Linked DNA regions of Homo sapiens: all the other regions are linked to region 3. A link is a loop called in an ENCODE intact Hi-C map of the cell type or tissue named here. Cell type or tissue: heart right ventricle. All regions are shown on one strand.

What was found. A loop is a pair of places that touch in the nucleus more often than their neighbours do. Peaks named below come from ENCODE experiments on the same cell type or tissue, not always from the same donor. Only the 100,000 strongest peaks of a DNase experiment are listed, where the experiment ranks them.
Region 1: it touches region 3 in a loop (2.1-fold over the local background); 4 of 110 quality-filtered maps call a loop at or near these places.
Region 2: a loop joins it to region 3, with 4 times the contacts of the local background. A loop is called at or near these places in 2 of 110 quality-filtered maps.

Annotation. Positions count from the first base shown.
Region 1 is chr5:57,905,447-57,907,946 of GRCh38, forward strand. No RefSeq gene overlaps it. Among named protein-coding and RNA genes, the nearest start is that of LINC02225, 7.5 kb to the left of the region's middle. In heart right ventricle, no CTCF peak of the experiment used is centred here; a DNase peak (open chromatin) is centred at 1,355.
Region 2 is chr5:57,843,227-57,845,726 of GRCh38, forward strand. No RefSeq gene overlaps it. Among named protein-coding and RNA genes, the nearest start is that of LINC02225, 55 kb to the right of the region's middle. RefSeq lists an enhancer at 2,407-2,500. In heart right ventricle, no CTCF peak of the experiment used is centred here; a DNase peak (open chromatin) is centred at 1,435; H3K27ac peaks cover 2,091 bases.
Region 3 is chr5:58,070,668-58,073,167 of GRCh38, forward strand. No RefSeq gene overlaps it. Among named protein-coding and RNA genes, the nearest start is that of LINC02101, 50 kb to the right of the region's middle. In heart right ventricle, no CTCF peak of the experiment used is centred here; a DNase peak (open chromatin) is centred at 1,094; H3K4me3 peaks cover 433 bases; H3K27ac peaks cover 2,500 bases.

The sequences.
Region 1 (2,500 bases), 170 kb before region 3:
CTAAAATTATTCTTTTGCAAATTCAGGTTGTGTTTCATGCCTAGACCAATAAACAAGATACTCATGTTGACTATTAACCAAAAAGGGGTCATTGGCTAGACATTGAAGTTCTTTAAGTCTAGGGAATTATTGGACTCATGACTTCTTTTTTTTTTTCAGGCCTTGTCATTTATAGGCTTGGCTCAATTCATCGTAATAAACTCAGTAGTGTGTCTATGCGAAGATGGAGAAAAATCTTTGTCAAGAATGCTACTAATAGCTGTTTCAGCTATCTATTGTTCCATAAAAAGCCATGCCTAAATGTAGTGGCATATAAAGAAATTATTTTAGGCCAGGCGCGGTGGCTCATGCCTGTAATCTCAGCACTTTGGGAGGCCAAGGAGGGCAGATCACGAGGTCAGAAGATTGAGACCATCCTGGCTAACATGGTGAAACCCCGTCTCTACTAAAAAATACAAAACAGTAGCCAGACATGGTGGCACGCCCCTGTAGTCTCAGCTACTTGGGAGGCTGAGGCAGGAGAATCACTTGAACCCGGGAGGCAGAGGTTGCAGTGAGCCAAGATCGCGCCACTGCACTCCAGCCTGGGTGACAGAGTGAGATTCCGTCTCAAAAAAAAAAAAAAAAAAACATTAAAAAAGCGTTCTGCTAGTCTTGTTAGGGGTCTTTCTTTTTTTTTTTTTTTTTTTTTATTATACTTTAAGTTCTAGGGTACATGTGCACAACGTGCGGGTTTGTTGTTAGGAGTCTTTCACGCAGATGCAGTGGGGTGGTAGCTGAGCCTAGAGCTTCTAAATGGCTTACTCAGATACCTGATGATTGGAGGGGACATCTGGACGCTAGGACATCTCTTTCTCCACACCATCCTTTTATGTGACTAGATTGGGCTTTCTATAAAATGGAAAGCTTTGGTCAGATTTATCACAAGACTAGCCTAGATTCAAAGGGAAGAGAAATAAATTCCATCTTTCCAAAATTTGTGGCCATCTCTAATCTATCATACTTATCCTTGAGTATTTTTAGTCAAAATGATATTTTTTCCTTTTCCTATTATAGGTTTTTTTCTTCTTCTTTATTTTCCTCAAACTTCGTTATTGGTTTTTGTCTCCAGAGATTACAGGGATTTCTGAGAGAGTTACCTCTTTATTTTGCAGTATGCCAAAACTTTGGCATTTCTAAAGGGCCTCTTAGAGGGCAGGAACTCGATTTCATTCCTGGGCTGAGTATCAGCAAACGGCAGTCAGAACAATGATGACGGCCAAGCCTGTAAGATTGTTTGAAAGCAGTCTGGGCAAGTTGGTCCAAACGATCCCCAAAATGTGGGCCAGGATCCAGCCTGGGTCCCGTATTTGTCACTAGACAACTGGGCTCTGCCAAGGCCACAATGAAGATGTCCAACAAACACACACAACACTGCTGACTCTGCTTCCCAGGACAAGGCAGCTCTGCTTTTTCCTCCCCACACCCACAGCACAGCGCATCCCTGGGTAATGACAGGTCTCATCTTTATTAAATAAATCACATTGGCATTACAGCACTCCCGTGAACTCCTTGAACTTGCCAAATTTGCAAAAACCAAAGCATTATGGGGACTTGGCCATGAAGTTTAAATCTGTTTCTTAGGGCGGACTTTTAAATGGTTATATTTGTGGATACACCCCATTCTTAACTGTTGCATAATGGGTAATGTGAATTTTAATCAAAGAGCAGCGTTTTTGTTGTTGTTGTTTTAGATAGATATGTGATAATTCTTCTTTCATTCTGAGCAGTCAGACAAATAAATGACTCTGGAAATTATGGGTCCAAATGGTCTTCCTAGACGTAAAGCCTAAGTAGAAAAATATTTGACCTCACTCATTACTAATCTAATAACAGATTTTCAGATTCTTGGATGGCCATTGTCTAGACTTTTGGCTATGAAAATGTGTATGGAACTTTTCAGTCATTATTATAACAATTTTTAGCCTTCTCTGCATAAATAAAACCAATTTCAGCAGAAAAAAAGTGCTGTGGGGTTCATGGGAATCATTTCATATGTAATATTTAAGTGAATAACCATGTCTTAAGAATTTTACTGATTACAAAGGAGTAGAGAGAAATAAAGTATGAGGAATAGATGGAGTTCTTTCCTTGCAATGGAGATAATAAGGTCCAACAAAAACACCATGAACAAGCTCATATTCGAGTTTAAATGGTGAAATTAAGGGCAGAGTTTTGTTTGCTTAATAGCTTGACTATTCTATGATGTTGGAGTTACTAACCATAGAGAATGTTAAGTACCAAAATGAATACTAAACTCTGATAGGAGCTCGTAAACAAAAGGGGAATGGAGGCTGAAGGGGACAGATAGATAAGCATATTGATAAAACACTCTCATCATTTTCTTTCTTTGTCTCATTGGATATCTTTGTGATTACACGATGGTAAATTTTTGTATTTAAGTATTTAGGAATGACCACCAAGGCCTTATGCCAAAGTAGAAATTTTGAAAGAATAAGAG
Region 2 (2,500 bases), 230 kb before region 3:
TGTGCACTCTAAGTACACTCTTATACACAAGAGAATTTAGCTTGATCTGCCTGGAGAAAGTGTACTACAGTTTAAAATAATATTAATACATTTTGGGGATTTATTTGAGTACTCCTTTAATAAATGTGAGCAAATATTTTTCTCTTTAAAAATTAAGGTAGATTGAAAATAAACATAAAATGCCTCTAAATGTAAAGTAGTGGGATCCTGGGAAAAAATGGCTATGAAGGAAACGCTAGTGCAATTCACATAAAGTGAGGCATAATGCATCAATATCGGTTTCTCAGTTGTGACAAATATACAATTGTAAGATGTTAACAACAGGGGAAAATGGGTAAGGAATACACAGGGGTTCTCTGTATTATAATATCTTTGTAACTTTTCTGTAAATCTAAAACTCTTCTGAAATTAAAAATTTACTTAATCAAAAAAGAAACGAAAAGAAAATATCTGCTAGACTGATCAACCCCCATTAAGCATGTATTAGTTGCAAACTAAACAGTTCTCTAGAAAAGGCAACTCCTCTTTGGCACGTTCTCTCTGCTACTCAGGCAGGCAGCACGGCAGCATCTTCAGCATCTCACAGGGCATCTGTGCCCATTTGTTTCTTGGCCTCTTACCTGGTCAGGCCACGCAGATCATACATTTTTGCAACACCATCCTCTTTAACCTGTATATCAATGTACTCAGCATCATTTCCTTGCCCTTTTCCTGTTCAGTAGAAACTGGTAGCCCTTGTCCTGATTCCACCCAATAAAATAGTATCTTAACAACTTTGCTCCTTTGGATCTTTAAGTGGTGTATTCTTAATCCAGTACTGATACCTGGGCCATCAGATTTGGCCCTGTCCTGCAGGGTTTCGCTCATTCTGTGGAAGCTGCCAGTCTGAAGCCTGGGAGACCTAGACCATGAATGGTTCCTGTGGAAATCAAGCACCCACAGAGACTTCTCTGGCTCACACGGGCGGCGTTTTTGAGTATTTTAAAAAAGAATTTAAGAACTGACAGTCTCTCCAATACGGCAAATAACTTCCTATGGAAGAGGGAGAAGCCAGGTAGATGAGGAATCAAAACAACACACTTCAGTTCAGTAATTTGCAAAAGAGTGAGGCCAACTTTAGTTAGGGAGTAAGGTTTATCTCCACAAAGTTCCAATGACTCTGCCTTCTAATAGAGTCATTCTAATATTTCTCAAATGCATCCCCTCCTGTGTCAGTCAGGGTCCAACCAGGAAATGAAAAATCTCTTCAAATATTTTAAAAGAGAGAATTTATAGAGCAGATTGTTGTACAGGTGATGGAAAAGGTGAGAAGCCAAATAGGAGACAATGAGACAACTCAATGTTAGTAACAGCAGGAAGCTACAATCAACTCCGGGCTGGAGAAACAAAGGGAGGAAATGGGGTTCCCAGAGCCCAGGGGTGGGATCCTTGGGCAGAAGCCAGAACTGTGGCATATGTGCAGGGAGGCAGCTAGAGGCAAGAAGAGAATACAATGGCTGCTGGAGGTGTCACCTGAGGCCTAGACAGAGGATGAAATGCGTTGATTTTTTTTCTTCTTTCTTCCCAATCTCCTTCCAGTAAATACCGCTGGCCAAATCTAATAAAAAACTACCTGACATAGAAACCCAGTAAAGATAGTCCAGAGAAATCAGTCCCCCTTCCAGACAGCACAGAAACATGGCAATGGCTTCATTTGAGGTCTCCACCATCTCTTTCTTGCACCACTACAGAATCTTTTTAACCTTTCTTTTTGATTCAACAATCTCAGTCTTCCTCCAACTCATTCTCTATACTTCAGCTAGAGTGATTTTTGTTGAAACACAAATATATATGTCAAGTCCCTGCTTAAACCTTGATATGACCCCCTGCTAACTACAGGCTAAGTCCAAGTTTTTAGCATGGCGGAAAAGCTCTTGTCTCTGGTCCCTGCCTTCCTCTCTGGCTCATTTCCCACAACTCACTGCATGATTCAGCTTGAGTGTTTGCAAGACTTCAGGGGACACAGAGTGGTGTTAGCTACTTAAGTGTTGTTCACTTTGTAGACTTCAGAAGGAGGCACCCAGGCATGAGGGTTGTCATGGAGGGCATGGCGGGGGCACCAAAGCTGTCACTCTAAAGAGGCTTCTGGATGCCACCATGAGCAGGTCTGGAGAGTGAAAGAGTACTCAGTGAGAGCACAAAGGACAAATGGGAGGAGAAACCGAAGAGCCTTGAAAGGACATCAACTCATGATGATGTGAGATTAAGGACACGATTAAGTGAGATTTGAATTATTCCTTTTTTTTTTTTTTGAGACAGAGTCTTGCTCTGCCGCTCAGGCTGGAGTGCAGTGGCGCGATCTTGGCTCACTAAGCAACATCCGCCTCCCGGGTTCACGCTATTCTCCCGCCTCAGCCTCCTGAGTAGCTGGGACTACAGGCGCGTGCCACCACGCCCGGCTAATATTTTGTATTTTTAGTAGAGATGGGGTTTCACCGTGTTAGCCAGGATGGTCTTGATC
Region 3 (2,500 bases):
GAACAATAACCACAGAGATGGTTTATTCCTTGTTCAGAATATTAGGTATAGACTAGTTCATTATAGTACCTTAAATCACATCATATGTCTAAGATATTTAATGATAATCATTCAAGTACTTCACAGCCTGAAAAGTCTTCATGCACTTCCCTATAAAGATGGCTCCAAAATATATTTGAACACATTTTAAAAGTAAGTTGTTTATTGAATCTTCAGTTTTTACTACCTCTCCGCTCTATCTCAAAAGGTGACGTTCCCTAAAGCTTGCAGGTTGCCATAAATTACTGAGCTTTGGAGAAAAGTAATGAACTCATTTGTTTTGTTTTTGCTTTTCAACTTTACAGCAACCTTGAAAATAAATGAAAACTATCAGGATGTTTAGTTTAGGAAATTTTCATGGACTTTATATAAACTGCAGTAAGTCATTAAAAATAAGAGAAAAGCCAATGGGAAAAAAACTAATGTGATAGTGATAACTGAACCGTGATCTCCTAATTGCAGCTGTATATTATATCTACCTATAGCTACATGGCAACATAATATATTTATATCAATAAATTAGCAGCAAATTCCTAATGCTCTTCTTTATTGTTTCCCTCATACTACCTTCTTAAACCTCTTGGTCAAACTGCTAATTATTAGATTTTTTTCACCTTCTGCATGTATCTACAAAACATCTTCCTCTAATTGATTAATGGCAAGTCACTACATTTATCAGCTTACTCTTTCTGACGTCTGATAGGATTAAGCCTGAAGGGTGTCAAGGAAGCAGGAGGGAAAAGTATTCAGATCATACCTTCATTTGCATTCCTTTTAAGTACAGGAGAGTTTACAAAGCATTTATTCTATTACAGCTATCAATTTGCTATTTATATAGGTGTCCTGAGAGCCAGATGGTATCAGGTTAGAGGTTGGTCCTATCATTTCAGGAGCAACCTCCACTTCTGAAGTCACAGGCCCCAAGAACAATGACCAAGGTCGCCCTCCACAGCAGGGCTGTGCTTTTCTTTGAGGAGAGATAGCCCTTCAATGCTGAGAAACCCAGCTTCCAGGAACTGCAGGCCTCAGCCCAGGCACTGTCTTTCACGTAGTCCTGCAGAGAACAATTGTGTGAAGCACGGTGACCTCAGAAGCCCAAAGCCTGGCAGGCTATTTATGAATGCAGCGTGCTCAGAAAATGGGTTCAGGATGAGGAAACCCTATCAGAGCCCAATTTAGCTCCCACTCTGCCTGTGAGAGCATCCTATGAGAAAACAAGGGTAAATATAGCAATAACCAGGTTGCATGTTGTGCTTCTGAGAGCAGAAATGAGAGATCTTCAGAGAAATTTTAGCCAGACAAGTAGGATTCTCGGAGCATTTGTTGTGGAGCTAGATTATCGAGGTGTTTTTCTATTGGCCTTTTATCTTTTTTGAGGGAGTTGAAAATCTGGTCAATGAATTCCCACTTTTACGTAAGAAAACATTTTACAATGAATATGGGATAAATAACATTGCTCATCTTTGAAATATGATGGCCCCATTGTTATTTCCAGAGCAATCTAAATAGATAAAATAGTTTCTTTCCAAGCAGGTCGGCCACTTTGGGCTAATGCAGCTTATCATCTGTGAGAATTAGGCCTGGCCTGAAAATGCCCTCAGCAGGATTCAGTATAGTTTTCCTTATGTTATATAGTCATGTTAGTAATAACGACAGAGGACACCCCGTCCCAGGTGTCAATCACCTAGTGGAAGAAGAACAAGAGCTTCCTCAAAAGAATGCAGCAGCTAACGCAGAATGCTGTAAGACTCCAGCTTCACTGCTTTGAAACCTCCTGCAGATTCTTTTGTTCTTCACACACGATATATTTCACTCTTCAAATAGCTCCATGCTGTTTAATATCCAGAGTTCCTTTCATGAACTGTCACATGCTTAGGTTGACACAGACGCTAACTTAATTAAAGCCTCAGGGAGCACATGTATTATCCACTATAACTGGCCCTTCATTGGAAGGAAAATGGCATTTAGCAGCAGTTGTGGGCTGTGATAACCAACAAAGTGAAAGTAAGAAGAATACTGCAAGTGGAAAATGCTACAACCTTACAGAAAAGCAACACAACTGCGTGAAGCAGGGGCTGCCAAGGAAGTCATAATGTTGAGCCAATAATTCTTGTGGAGTTTTTCATAAGCAAATAGTAAAAACCCAAAGCTATAAGGACACAATTGCTCATTGCAATGACTGATATCCCAATCCCCAAAGAACAGAAAACAAAATCTCTTTAATTATAAATTTGCATATTGGGAATCTCAGTCTGGTCATTGACTCAAATATATTTTAATTTTAAAAAGCATGTATTTATACACATATACATTTGAAAACATGAGCTATGTTCTAGCAGTTCAAAGGCATTTGCCAAGACGTTTCCAATAATCTTGATGTAATTCCCTATTGTGCGCTTAAAAGATTATAAAACTTCCATTGAGCTTTTCTGTATTAAAACGAAACAACTCCATTCTACCT